Linked DNA regions of Homo sapiens: regions 1 and 3 are each linked to region 2. Evidence: chromatin contacts called from ENCODE Hi-C or POLR2A ChIA-PET data. All regions are on one chromosome and are shown on one strand. The core of a region is the stretch at or near the end of the contact, and the rest is flanking DNA. Distances in the headings are between cores, read along the strand shown.

Region 1 (4,456 bases), core at 222-2,721, 260 kb before region 2:
CCTACGGCTGGGCAGAGGTGAGTCGGGAGAGACTCCCATGGCTGGGCAGGGGTAAGTGAGAGGAGACTGACAGGGCTGTGCAGGGGTGAGTGAGAGAGGGAGACTCACATGGCTGGACAGGGGTGAGTTGGGGGAGACTCACACGGCTGGGTAGGGGTGAGTGGGGGGAGACTCCTATGGCTGGGCAGGGGTGAGTGAGAGGAGACTCACAGGGCTGTGCAGGGGTGTGTGAGAGAGGGAGACTCACATGGCTGGGCAGGAGCTAGTGAGGGTGAGACTGCATGGCTGGGCAGGGGTGGGTGAGGGATGAGGAATGGAGGCAAAGAGCAGATTGCTCCTTAGGGACCTGGGTTGCTAATGGTAAGAGGCTGCTGAGGAGGCTCCTGGTTGCAGAGAAGGGTTTGTTTTCGCCTTCTGCAAGATGGGCAGGTTTGTGGGCTGGAGGGCAGGAGGCGAAGACACAGCCTGGATGAGGGGGAGGAGGAGGGGCTTGGGAAGCAATGGGGAATGGGTCGCTGTGAGCAGAGGGCCCTGCCAGCTTCGGATGGAGGGGCAGTGGTGAAGGAGGGAACGTGAGTGGACAGATGTTAGGGCTCAGTGGGGGGTGCGGGGTGCAGGGTTGGGCCCGCTGGTGGAGTGGAAGTCGGTCATGAGGGATGTGCCAGGTGCCCAGTCCTCAGTGCGGTCAGAGGTGAGCCCCAGGTCAGAGTGCACGGCCTGGGGAGTGTGGTGAGTAGTTAATGGGTGCGAGCCTGTTGACTTCTGCCATTAAAATCTCTTTATTTTGAGATAATTATTATAAGAAGAGTCGATAAGATACACTGCACTCCAGCCTGGGCGACAGAGCAAGACTCCGTCTCAAAAAACAAAAAACAAACAAAAAAAAGAAGGGTAGATAAGATAGTAGTTATCAGAAATAATACAGAGAGCTCATGCGCCCACCTCCCATTGCCCGTGGTAGCATCCTGCCTGACTCGGGACTCTCTGCCCTGTGTTCTGGTCCCTGGGCTCTCCTCATGGTGGCCATGCCCCTGGCATTCCTGTCCTGGATTTCTAAGCCATCTTTGACCTAATTAGAAAGCCTGGCCTACCAACCTGCAGACCAGCTGGGAGAACCCTTAGCCCTGACCCAGTGTCTGGCATGGGCCTCTGGGTTTTAGAATGGGGCTAGTGATCAGAGGAGCTAGTCAAGGTCTTTGGTTGCAGGCCACAGAATATGGGCTGAGAATCCAAGAGGCCAGGGTATGTGGGAACTTGGAGCCGGGGGAATAGCTAAAGAACCAACCAAGAAAGAGCAGTTTCCAGGTAGCTCTGGGGATCCACGTAGTTGAGTCTGCAGGTCACTGCCCTGGGAGGAATTGCTTTTGACAGTTTCACCTCCATCCCTCCATCACCCTGATCTGGGTTTCAAACTAGAGTCTCCTTGGCCTGGCTTGTATCCCAGCCCCACACTTGGCCAGGAGGTGGAGCTCCTTGATTGACAACCTCTAAGCCTGCACACAGGGTCAAAGGCAGCCGTCCAAAGTCAGGCAACTGTGGCCAGAGGAAGGAGAAAGAAACAGACTAATTTGACCCCCAGATCTTGGTTCGATGTTGGGTCAAATTATGGCTGGCACCAGAGCCCAGAAGTTGCAAGGACACTCAAGTGAGAACGTTTGGGTGTAGAGGTGCAAGACAAGTGCATCTGAGAGTTCGAGTCCCAGTGTGGACGTGTCTGGCATTGTGTAGATAGGCAGACTGTGCTGAAACACGTGTAGATCAGTGGCAGAGAACAAAAAGACCTTTAGTTTTCTGGGAAACTGTACTTAAAACTAGTTATGCATCTTGCCGTCATGAAACAGAGTCACTTATTGCCAGTAATCTCCCTATGAGAGTCTACTCAAACTCAGATGGTTTATTTTTTATAACTTTAACCTGGGGACTATGATGTTTGTTTTACTTACTTGTGTGGAGAAATTATATTTACTCATGCTTTGTTCATTTATAGGAAATTGGACTTACTTCCCAACCATATTACATTAACCTATGGACTAACTTGTTTTAATAACCCAGCAGCAATATAAAAGAATGGCCATAGATTCTCTTTGAATAAGGAAAACATCTGTTTTTCTTCTTAAATAGAAAAAAACTCAGTAAGTCTATTAATGATGATTAAAGCTGATTTAAAATACACAGCAAGACTTTCAGTTTAAAAACAGTGTTCTAGGCTGGACGCAGTGGCTCACGCCTGTAATCCCAGCACTGTGTGAGGCCGATGGGGGCGGATCACCTGAGGTCAGGAGTTTGAGACCAGCCTGGCCAACATGGAGAAACCCCATCTCTACTAAAAATACAAAAATTAGCTGGGTGTGGTGGCACATGCCTGTAATCCCACCTACTCGGGAGGCTGAGGTAGGAGAATCACTTGAACCTGGGAGGCAGAGGTTGCAGTGAGCCTAGATCCCGTCACTGCACTCCAGCCTGGGAAACAGAGCAAGACTCCATCTCAAAAAAACAAACAAAAACAGTGGTCTAAGGGCAGAATTTCCCCCTTAACATCTAGGAAGACCCGCACACAACAAGAGGAATAAGAAACATGAGCTCTATCTGTAATGAAATCTGGGTGTACGTGAGACCTCAAGCCATGGAGGTGGAAGAGATATCAAAAGCAGCAGCTGGCCGGGCCCAGTGGCTAAAGCCTCTAATCCCAGCACTTTGGGAGGCCGAGGTGGGCGGATCACCTGAGGTCAGGAGTTCAAGACCAGCCTCCCCAACATGGTGAAACCCCATCTCTACTAAAAATACAAAAATTAGCCGGGCGTGGTGGCGGGCCCCTGTAATCCCCACTACTCGAGAGGCTGAGGCATGAGAATCGCTTGAACCCGGGAGTCAGAGGTTGCAGTGCGCCGAGATCACGCCACTGCACTCCAGCCTGGGCGAAGCAAGGGTGCAGGAAGAAATGGAGACAGAATCTTGCAGCCGCACATTTCAGAAAAGGCCATGGAGGATCGCATCACGAAGGCAAAAGCTGGTATGCAGCAGGGAGATGAGGTCCGTGCGCAGGCAGAGGGGCACCTGCACCTGTGTTGGTTCTGAGAAGTGGAGGATGTGTGGCTGAATGAAGAATTACCCAGCAAACCATACGACGAGGAAGCCGTGTGTTGATGTTGTACCTTTTCATTAGAAAAAGAGAAAGCGTCCCATGTACACGTACGAGAGAACCAAGATCAAACGCGTCAGGTCATTTAATATAAACGAGATAAACAGAAGAATCAAAAACTCAATCCCGTGCCTGTCCAGGAGAGAGTCCTAAAGCTCTGTGACTGAGAGAGCTTGTAAAATGAAACGATGGGCGAAGAACGGATGGACAGCCTCAAACAGAAACGAAGCTGGGTTTATATCCTTAATGTCAGGTAAGGCTGAGTTCAGGGAGAAACACACCAAGGAAGACCAGAATAGGTTCTTTAGAATAATAAAGAATGCAACTGACAACAGATATGTCCCAACTACAAATATTTATGTACCAAAAAGGTGCTTCACCATGCATAGGGTGAAAATTGTGGGAGATACAGTGAGGTACGTGTAGGGCCACGATACTAATAGGAGACTTTAAAGAAAATAACTGTTGTAATGTATTCAATTTCTTTTTGTATTTTCCCCAATATTTTACTATGAAAATGTTTTAAATACACAGAAAAGTTGAAAGAATTGTACAAGAAATGCCCACATGCCCTCCTCCTATGTCAGGGGTCAGCAAATTATAGCCCGTGGGCTAAAGCTCACCCACTACCCGTTATTATATGGGCTGCAAGCTAACAATGGTTTTTCTGTTCTTAAATGGTTAAAAAGTCAAAAGAAAAAATATGTTGGGACACATAAAAATTATATGAAATTCAACTTTCAACATCTACAAATGAAGTTGCATTTGTTTTACAACAGAACCCAGGCACACTCATCATTTGCATAGTGACTATGGCTGGCTTCTAACAACAATGGAAGAAGAGTCGAGCCATCGTGACTGAGATTGTCTGGTCCATAAAATCTGCAATATGCATTCGGCCCTTTATAGGAAAGTGTACCAAACTCTTCCTAGATTCTAAAATGAACATTTTTCTATTATTGCTTTATCACATATTTGCCAATTCCTCTGTCGACAAATCCACTGGTTTTTCGGATGCATTTTAAAGTAAGTTGTAGACACCAATGCACTTCACTTTGCAAGCGCTTCAGCATGCAGATCATTAATTGGAGTTCATTATGAGTTTATAATTCTTTTTTTAAATAAAATTTACAAACAGCAATGTGCATAACTTTTAAGTCTCATCCAAACCTCTCTCACAATGCAGAACGTTAGCCGAGAATCCCCTGTGACCTTTCCCAGGCACTATGGAACCACTAAGGCAACCACAGTGTTGAATTTTCTTCCCTGGGGATGAGCTTTGCTGGCTCTAGACCTTCATATAAATGGAGTTGCACA
Region 2 (4,761 bases), core at 954-3,453:
ACATAACCATTCCAGCTTTTATGCCTGACATTTCTGGGACTATTCTTTCCAGAGGAACTTTCTCTTGAGAATTAATCAGTATTAACAAAAATTGCAATGAAAGGAAAGAGAAATAAGCACTGGGCTAGGTGCTGTGGGTTGTCTGATTGGTCCTGCTTTGGAAGCACCCTCATTGTGGCTGGGGGAGCATCAAGACACCCTGACAAGCTGTGATCTGTGCTTATGGGCCAGTGAGGCAGATGACGGGAGCTGTTGGACTCCACTGTGCTGGCTAAATCTTTTCAAACTGCTGAAAATCCTTATTAAACATCTAAAGCTTTCAAAATCGGAAAATGATCCTTGAATGTCTCCACACATCACTGACATATTCATTAGTGGAAAATGGGGTCAGACAGCAATGTCCAGAGGCCAGCTGACCCACGGACTGACAGATAGCTGTGCAGATGTTGAATAATTACTTCCTACGAGCCCTGGTCAGGACTCACACTTGCACGATCCAAGCAGCAGAACCACTGGCATTAGAGTGCCTGGAAACAGACCTGCAGGCGCACCAGGAGGAATCCCCCTGCCCGCCACAGAGGGCACCTTTCCAGGTAAGAGTCTGCAGCTCTGATGAATAGTACTTGTCAATTAACACACCAGTCACCCATCACCACTATAATGACCCCAGCCTCAGCCTCCGTGCCAGACGGTGCAGGGATTCTTTGGACTTATCTACCGCAAAATCACACTGTAATGTTTGTCCATTGCTTTGAAGATCAGAGATGGCCTGGAGAGACTGGTGATGGAGGACCGTATTCACAAACCACAGCAGCTTCCAATCCTCTGTCCAGGAGAGCAGAGGGGAGCACCCCTGTGGGACAAACAACAGGGGGGCTTGAGTGTGAGGGCTCGGGAGAATAAGTGCCATCCCCCAGTCAAGATGAGGACTTTCCCAACACTGAAGACAGACACAGCAGATTACTTCAAAAACCTCAGAGCAAGTTTACAGCAAATATCTCAGACATAAGAAAGGTACAATTAAGGGCTAAATTGCATTCTGCCAACATTCATATGTGGAGGTCCTGACCCCTAACACCTCAGAATGTGAACTTATTTGGAGACAGGGTCTTTAAAGAGGTGACTAAGTTCAAATGAGGGCATTAGAGTGGGCCCTGATCCAATATGTCTGGTGTCCTTATAAGAAGAAATGAGGACACAGACACACACAGAGGGACAGCCTGTGAGGAAACGAGGAGAAGTACCTGTCTACAAGCCAAGGAGAGAGGCCTCAAGAGAGACCAGCCTCAATGGTGGCTTGACCTCAGACTCGCAGCCTCCAGGACTATGAGGGCATCTGTGGCTGTCGTTGAAGCCGCTCAGCTGTGGGACTTTGTTATGGCCGCCCCAGGAAATGAACACAGGGACGTAGTGATGCAACCCCCAGATGGCAGCTATGTCCTTTTAAGAACCAGGGAGAATTCAAACACATCTGTTTCATGGTGTAAGTTACTGTCAAGAGGCTCTCTTAAGTCAAAGAGAAAAATGGAAATGTGAAAATGCTAAGCTCTTTTCTTTCTCCTTCCGTCACCCATGTTCACAGCATAATCTTGATTGTATTTCATTTGAAAGACTAGCAAAATGCACTCCGTTTCTCTCTGTAAACCTCACAGATGTCATCAGTTGATAGCAAAGCCCTACTGTCTGCAGAGCGAGCCGCAGGGAGGCTGTGGGTGCCCTCGCCTTGCCCTCAGGAAGGGGAAACCAACCAATATTTCCTGTGCTAATGTGGGGCTATGAATTGTGCCTCACTGCTCTGAGCATGTTAATTTGAAGAGGAAACTGTCGATTGTTCCAATGAGACTATCTATATTCTTGGTCTACTTAGGATCAACTCAAGTGTGCATTTCCTATCTAATGGCATCTGACAGCTTGAGAAGATGCAAAGTAAATTGGCCTGGACCTGCCATAGTTTATAGATGGAGACAGGGCAGGTAATAGTGTGAGAAGATCATGTGTAACGCAGATGCTGAGATGCAGAAGAAAAGATGCCCTTCCTGGCTCTGGACGGGTCTCGGTGGAGGAGTGGGAGCTACTGCTGGTTTTATGAGAATGTGGGGACTTGAGACCTCTATGGGAGAAATGCAAACATTTGCAAATGGGCTGGATAAATAGAAACATGCCCTGTGCATGGCTGAGAACAGTAAACTGTGGTGGTGTGTCAGTTCCTCCCAGAGTGGATCAAAGGGGATGGTGTATTAGTCAGGGTTCCCCACAGACAGAGACAGAGACAAAGACAGAGAGACAGAGAGTGACCGAGAGAGAAAGAGAGAGAGAGATCTAGTTGAAGGAATTGGTTCAAGACTGTGAGCCTGGCAAGTGCACAATTTGCAGGGCAGGCTGGCAGATGGGAGACCCTGGGAAGAGTTGAGGTTACAGCTCAAGTCCAAAGGTGGTCTGGAGGCAGGATTTCCCCTTCCTCATGGGACCCCAGTTCGTTTCCTCTTAAGGCCTTCAACTGGTTGGATGAGACCCACTCACAGTGATGTGTCGAGACATTCAAGGACCATTTTCTGATTTAAAAAGCTTTAAATGTTTTTAATAAGGACTTTCAGCTATTTAAAAAGATTGAGCCAGCACCATGGAGTCCAACAGCCCCATCATCTGAAGGGTGGTCTCTGCTTTACTCAGCCTAGTGACTTAAATGTTAATCTCATTCTAAAAAAATACCTTCACAGTGACATCTAAAATAACATTTGACCCAATACCTGGGTACTGTGGCCTAGCCACGTTGACATGTAAAATTACCCATCATAGACGGTGATCATTGTAATAAAACAAACACATCATCCACACTTCCTGAGTCCTGAGCACTTTGCACACGCTACTTCATTTTGTGCTCATGGGAACCTTTCTGCTGAGGTTGTCCCGGACATTCTCAAGTACATACATGACCAGATGCTGGGTCTCCATGGCAACAACATGGTCTCACTTCTGTTCAAGCCGTGCTTTCCTTCCCCTGCAGGATGTACACCTTCAGTCTAGCCACAGACCTGAACTCCAGAAAGGATGGTGAAGCCAGCAGCAGATGCAGCGGGGAATTTCTTCCACAAACGGCAAGGAGTCTTAGCAGCTTACAGGCCTTGCAGGTAATAGAACATTCCCTTTTTTCTTTTAAGTAAACTAAGCAAAACTACACTTTGTATTAACTTCACGGTGGACACAGCTTCGTAGGTGTAGCTTTTGTTCCATAGACACATCCTCCCTGCCCTAGAGCGTGGTCAGCAAGGGGGCCTCCCAGGTCTGAGGGTGCCGGGGGTCCTGCCCTGGTCTGTCTGCTCTGGGCAGACAGGGAGCCACCCCTTCATGGCAGAGTGCCCCACCTTGAGCTCCTCAAGGCAGCTGAATCCCGAGTTCTCATCCCATTCCCTCATTCATGAGCCAAGAGGTCCCCAAGACGTCACCTGCCCCGGTGCCTTGGCCCCTCATCTTTTGAGGCAAAACTCTCCATAACCTGGGGGTCAGCAGACTCAGGCCAGGGTCCAGGGCACAGCAGGGCACCCCGAGCTGGCCACCCTCATGGGGCACATCCAGGAGTGCAGGCTGCCAGGCAGGGACACCAAGGAGCAGGCAGCCCCTCCCTGAACGCAAACAAGTGACATCACATCCCTGATCCCTGTCCTGTGATCTGAAGCTTCACACTCCTTACAGAGGAGCCCTCAGGAAGGGGCTGTACCTGCTGCTGGCCTTTGTCTGGTTGCCACAGTAGTGAAAATGCCTCTCTGTCCTTGTTCTTCCCAAATTCGTCCGCCTGTGCCCTGCCATGTGCCGCACACGTTACTTTAGGATCTCTCATCCTTGCTATCCCCAATCGACACAGGAGGCGCTATTCCTGCCCCCTACCCATTTTACAGATCTGAAAACTGGGGCTCATGGAGGCTAGGAAGCTTGTCGGAGAGCACACAGACTCCTAACCACCCTCCCATCAGATTGTTGGAAGGATTATGTGAGATGGGCCATCCAGTGCCCACCACGGCCAGGCCCCTGGTGCGGAGAAACTATTGTGCCCAGAGGGTGGGGTCACAGTAGCCAGGCTTATTCCCTAGTCCCCAGGGCCCATCCTGGTGCCTGGTCCATAAATCTCCAGAACAACCAAAGGAAGGCTCTGCCGGGACTTGTCAGTGGCTCACCCTAAGGTCAACGCTCACCCTCTGTTACGGATTGAATTGTGTGCCTCCAAAATTCCTATCTCGAAGTCCTAACCCCCAGTCTCACTGAATGTGATTGTATTTGTAGACAAGGCCTTTAAAGAGGTATTTAAGGTTAAATGAGGCAACACAGGTGATGCAATCTGATCCAATCTGACTGCTGCCCTTATAAGAAGAGGGGATGAGGAAACAGACACACAAGAGGGATGGCCCTGTGAGGACACAGGGAGGGGACACCACCGGCAAGCCCCAGAGAGAGGCCTCAAAAGGAACCAGCCCTGGCAACACCATCATCTCTGACCTCCAGCCTCCAGGACTGTGGGAGAGTAAACTTCTGCTGTGGAAGCTAAACAGTCAACCCACACGCAGCGTCCCTGTCGCCATTTGCACCTCCTGGCAGCTGGTGCAAATCAGCCCAAAGCTAAGTGGCCTTGGCAGGTCTTTGCAGCCTTGGTGGCTAGGTGAGGAGGCCTTTTCTTGAGAAATCAAGAATGTGTCTCTGAAGCTGGGTCCATGAGAAATGGCGATCAGCGTTCACCATGTGAGAAAGGCCCAGACTTGGGAGAGCCGAGAC
Region 3 (4,138 bases), core at 372-2,871, 500 kb before region 2:
CAGCGCTGGATTCGGAACCAGAACTACTTTTCTCCTCTCAGATGCCACCTGCCTTATCATATCCGTCAACAACACCCTGCCTCATTCAAATGCCCGAAAGAGGCAACCCCTGAGTTTATTATAAATGTATGTGTGTGTGTGTAGTGTGTGTGTGTAATGTGTAGTGTGTGTGATCATTTCCTACATAGAAAATCCTATATGAAAGGTTACAGTTTGAAAATTATGACATGAATGATAATTAATAAAAACATGAACGTTACAGCCCTCTGACTCACACCATGCTCACTCTTCACATTTCTGAGAACTGTGACGGGTCTCATAACTTGCAAAGTCTACACATCTTTACCTGTAAATGGAAAGGGGAGAGCCGCATGTCGTACAGCCGGCATCCAGCACCCAAGGCAGGCGTCTCGCTGACCAAGAACTGAATAGCCTGGCCCACCACGTGACAGACCACCACCTGGAGGAGGCACAGGTAAGGGAGAAAACTGTATCCAAAACAAAGGACAGCGCGTGCATACGCATCTTCTTCTTCTTCTTTTTTTTTTTTTGAGACAAGGTCTCACTCTGTCGCCCAGGCTGGAGTGCAGTGGCGCGATCTCAGCTCACTGCAACCTCCACCTCCCCAGCTCAGGCGATCTTCCCACCTCAGCCTCCTGAGTACATGAAACTACAGGGGTGTGCCCCCACACCCACCTAATTTTTGTTTTTGTCTTTTTTGTAAAGATGGGCTCTACCTGTATTACTGAGGCTGGTTTTGAACTCCTGAGCTCAAACAATCTTCCCACCTTGGCCTCCCAAAGTGCTGGGATTGCAGGCATGAGCCACTGTGCTCAGCTGCCATAGGCATCTTTTTTTTTTTTTTTTGAGACGGAGTCTCACTCTGTCACCCAGGCTGAAGTGCAGTGGAGCAATCTCGGCTCACTGCAACCTCCGCCTCCCTGGTTCAAGTGATTCTCCCACCTCAGCCTCCCAAGTAGCTGGGATTACAGGTGTGTGCCACCATGGCCAGCAAATTTTTGTATTTTTAGTAGAGACAAAGTTTCACCATGTTGGCCAGGCCAGTCTCGAACTCCTGGCCTCAGCTGATCTACCCACCTCAGCCTCCCAAAGTGCTGGGATTACAGGTGTGAGCCACCACGCCTGGCCTAGGCATCTTTATATCAAAATAATCTGGACTTTATATGTTAGCAAGGATACAAATTTAGAGTTTCAAAGTTGGATAAATATTCAGATTAAAACCTTTTCTATAATATAGTTTGAAAACCAGAAACAATGTTTCAAATCTTTGCTTCCTGATGACTTTCTTAGCAGCTAAAGTCTTGACCAAATCTAGTTATCATGCGCTTTCCACATGTAATACAGTCTTTTTCCTTTTTTTTTTTTTGGAGATGGAGTTTCACTCTGTCGCCCAGGTTGGAGTGCAGTGGCACAATCTTAGCTCACTGCAACCTCCGCCTCCCGGGTTCACACGATTCTCCTGCCTCAAACTCCCGAGTGGCTGGGTTTACAGGCGTGTGCTACTACTCCCGGCTAATTTTTTGTGTTTTTAGTAGAGACGGGGTTTCACCATTAGCCAGGAGGGTCTCGATCTCCTCACCTCGTGATCCGCCCACCTCGGCCTTCCAAAGTGCTAGGATTACAGGCATGAGCCACCGTGCCCGGCCAACAAAGTCTTTTTCTTTAAATATCATCTTGTTCTATTTCTCCACAATAGCTGATTTTTAATTCCCCAAATGTTTCCACATTCATACACAGTCAAAGCCATTAGCCAAGTTCTTTTGCTAAAAATGAGTCTTAAAGAGAAAGTAAGTTATAGATGTTAGAAGTAAAAAAAGTTTTCTTAAATTACCCAGAACACAATGGGTTGCTTCCACCTAAATAATTTCGAGGCGATCATGGTTTTCAAAAAGGTGGGAGTAATTGGAAAAACATACAAAGTATCAAACAATTATAAAATTATGCAGCCGTACCAAAACCAGAATTATAAAATGAGCTCGTTGAAGAAACTGTCAGACAGAGAAAGATAATAACCTCAGGAATAAACCAAACTGTGGTTTCCTGACATAAATCATAATCATACAGTATTAAGAGGGGTGCTTTTCACAGCTACCATGGCACAGAGAGAGATCTAGTTTCTGCCACAGATTCCTCTACAGAAGCTGATGTAGAATGAGAGGTCAGACCCCTCCCCGCTCCCCTCCCGGGGGCAGAGGGCCAAGCAGACACGTGTGGGATAATTACCAGGCCAGGTGCCAGGTGTGTACTGGCCAGGAGGAGGAGAGGGGAGGCCAGGGGCACAGTGGGCTGGACCACAGGGCAGGCACAAGGGGGTTCCGTAGGTGGCCAGTGTTTGGCCAAAAAGCAAAGCTACCAGGAGCTGAGGGTAAGTCAGACTGACCTCCTCATTCCCAAAAGAACCACTGACTCCACTGCAGGGAGTCACAGGACAGGAAGAGAAAATTCTTTAATTCTCTGGTGGATTTATCAGAATCTAAAATACCAAATGGAAAGATTATCAAAATAATTACTCAGTCAGGGCCTGCTATTCCCCCAAGTTCAGGGCTAGGACATTCCCCTGTACTTTCTCATCTGCTGGCTCCTGGCCGCAGCCAAGCCCTGGGTCCAGCTCTTCCCACCAGTGGCCCATCCCACTCTGGAACAAAAACGGAACCTGGGCACTAAGGCCCGGGCAGGGGTCAACATCCAATATCCACAACCAAATACCTCAATGCCACAGAGCTAGAAAAAGAAAATCCTGCCTTCTCTCAATATTGGCAGAAAGTCGTGCAACTCTTTCTACCGGTTCTTATAACGCCACGTTCAGAAGACTGATACACATGAGTTAATTACATATTTCCATCATCTCCAGAGTTCACAAAGGGCCAGAACAAAAAAATGTTTGTATAAGAAATGTTGTCTATTCATGTTAAAAATAAATGATCTATAAACAGTCCTTTACGGAGGAACATGCTTTGTGGCCAGATGAGTTACACGCACCAATGGCATGACACTGAGAAAATTCCCTGTCCTTGGTCTCAACAGCCCACTCCTTTTACTGCTTAAAGTAAAAAATAAAAAATAAAAATAAATTTAAAAACCCAACCCTGACTCTGAGCACTGCATAATTCCTCTGGAGCCTTCTCTACTAAGCTAATCAGCATTGTACCAAGAAAACAGACTCAGAGCCTCAACCCGAGCAAGAAAGAATTTCATTTTCTTTCGTATCCAGTTCTGCAGAAAGCTTCCCACCACGCACTCCCTGATACACAGAGAACCAAGCACTTGATTAAAAGCAAGCAAATAAATAAGTAAATAGATAAAAAGACTTTAAAACTTCTAGAATGCGGGACTCCAAAGCTCATAAGTAATCACTGAAGCCCCATCACTAAGGTAATGTAATCTCTACATTCTACTCTAGGACAGAATGTGTGATGTCTTTTCATAGTAACCCCCTGGCGTGTCTTCCCCAACCCTAGGGCTTCGCTACCCTCTAAATAAAACCTACAGTGCAGACCAAGCCTTTCTTAGCCTCCCCTCAGAATTTGGCTAGAAAAGTTAATTAAAGAAACAATTTAGGCCGAGTGTGGTGGCTCACGCCTGTAATCCCAGTGCTTTGGGAGGCTGAGGCAGGAGGACTGCTTGAGTCCAGGAGTTCAAGACTAGCCTGGGCAACATAGCAAGACTCCATCTCTTAAAAAAAAAAAAATTAGCCAAGCATGGTGGTGTGCACCTGTAGTCCCAGCTACTCAGAAGGGTAAAGTGAGAGGATCACTTGAGCCCAAGGGTTTGAGGCTGCAGTGAGCCGTGATTGTGCCACTGCGTTCCAGCAGAAAGAAACATTCTGAACCTGCCTCAAATTTTTACATGGCCAAACAAAATACTGCTCCTGCTCCACTTGGAGGGATAAACATTAGGGCCAAGTCCTCTTCCAGCGCCAGCCCCTGCCTCTGCCACCCTAACAAATAATGCCCCATTTGCCAAATGGACGGGGACAAAATGGAGAGGAGATTTTAAAAACAAGTAATCTTCTTTTAGTGTATTAAGGTGTTATCCACAATGGGGATTAAATTCTCCCAACCCATGCCAACAGTGGCAGGGCCCCCACGGGCTGAAAGGGGTTCCTCGCATCACAGCA

What was found. A loop is a pair of places that touch in the nucleus more often than their neighbours do. ChIA-PET counts read pairs that join two places held with the same protein, here RNA polymerase II (POLR2A). Pooled maps may share reads with other maps.
Region 1: a loop to region 2 is called in a map of DLD1, with 7 times the contacts of the local background. The contact joins two enhancer-like sites. A Hi-C loop is called at or near these places in 1 of 168 maps with a recorded cell type or tissue (DLD1) and 3 of 50 pooled maps. POLR2A ChIA-PET finds 5 or more read pairs at or near these places in 1 of 52 experiments (CD8-positive, alpha-beta memory T cell).
Region 3: a map with no recorded cell type shows a loop between it and region 2 (4-fold over the local background). The contact joins two enhancer-like sites. A Hi-C loop is called at or near these places in 1 of 168 maps with a recorded cell type or tissue (endothelial cell of hepatic sinusoid), 3 of 37 single-sample maps with no recorded cell type and 6 of 50 pooled maps. POLR2A ChIA-PET finds 5 or more read pairs at or near these places in 1 of 52 experiments (OCI-LY7).

Annotation. Positions count from the first base shown.
Region 1 is chr21:42,163,125-42,167,580 of GRCh38, forward strand. No RefSeq gene overlaps it. Among named protein-coding and RNA genes, the nearest start is that of ABCG1, 54 kb to the right of the region's middle. Within about 2 kb of position 1,472, at least 5 of the 41 ENCODE cell types and tissues checked have a DNase peak (open chromatin) inside an H3K27ac peak, as active enhancers do.
Region 2 is chr21:42,423,693-42,428,453 of GRCh38, forward strand. It overlaps UBASH3A (ubiquitin associated and SH3 domain containing A), which reads left to right. Exons shown (of 15, transcript NM_018961.4): 8 at 3,005-3,128. Among named protein-coding and RNA genes, the nearest start is that of UBASH3A, 22 kb to the left of the region's middle. Within about 2 kb of position 2,204, at least 6 of the 41 ENCODE cell types and tissues checked have a DNase peak (open chromatin) inside an H3K27ac peak, as active enhancers do.
Region 3 is chr21:41,921,626-41,925,763 of GRCh38, forward strand. C2CD2 (C2 calcium dependent domain containing 2) reads right to left here. Exons shown (of 14, transcript NM_015500.2): 3 at 347-460. Among named protein-coding and RNA genes, the nearest start is that of SNORA91, 25 kb to the right of the region's middle. Within about 2 kb of position 1,622, at least 6 of the 41 ENCODE cell types and tissues checked have a DNase peak (open chromatin) inside an H3K27ac peak, as active enhancers do.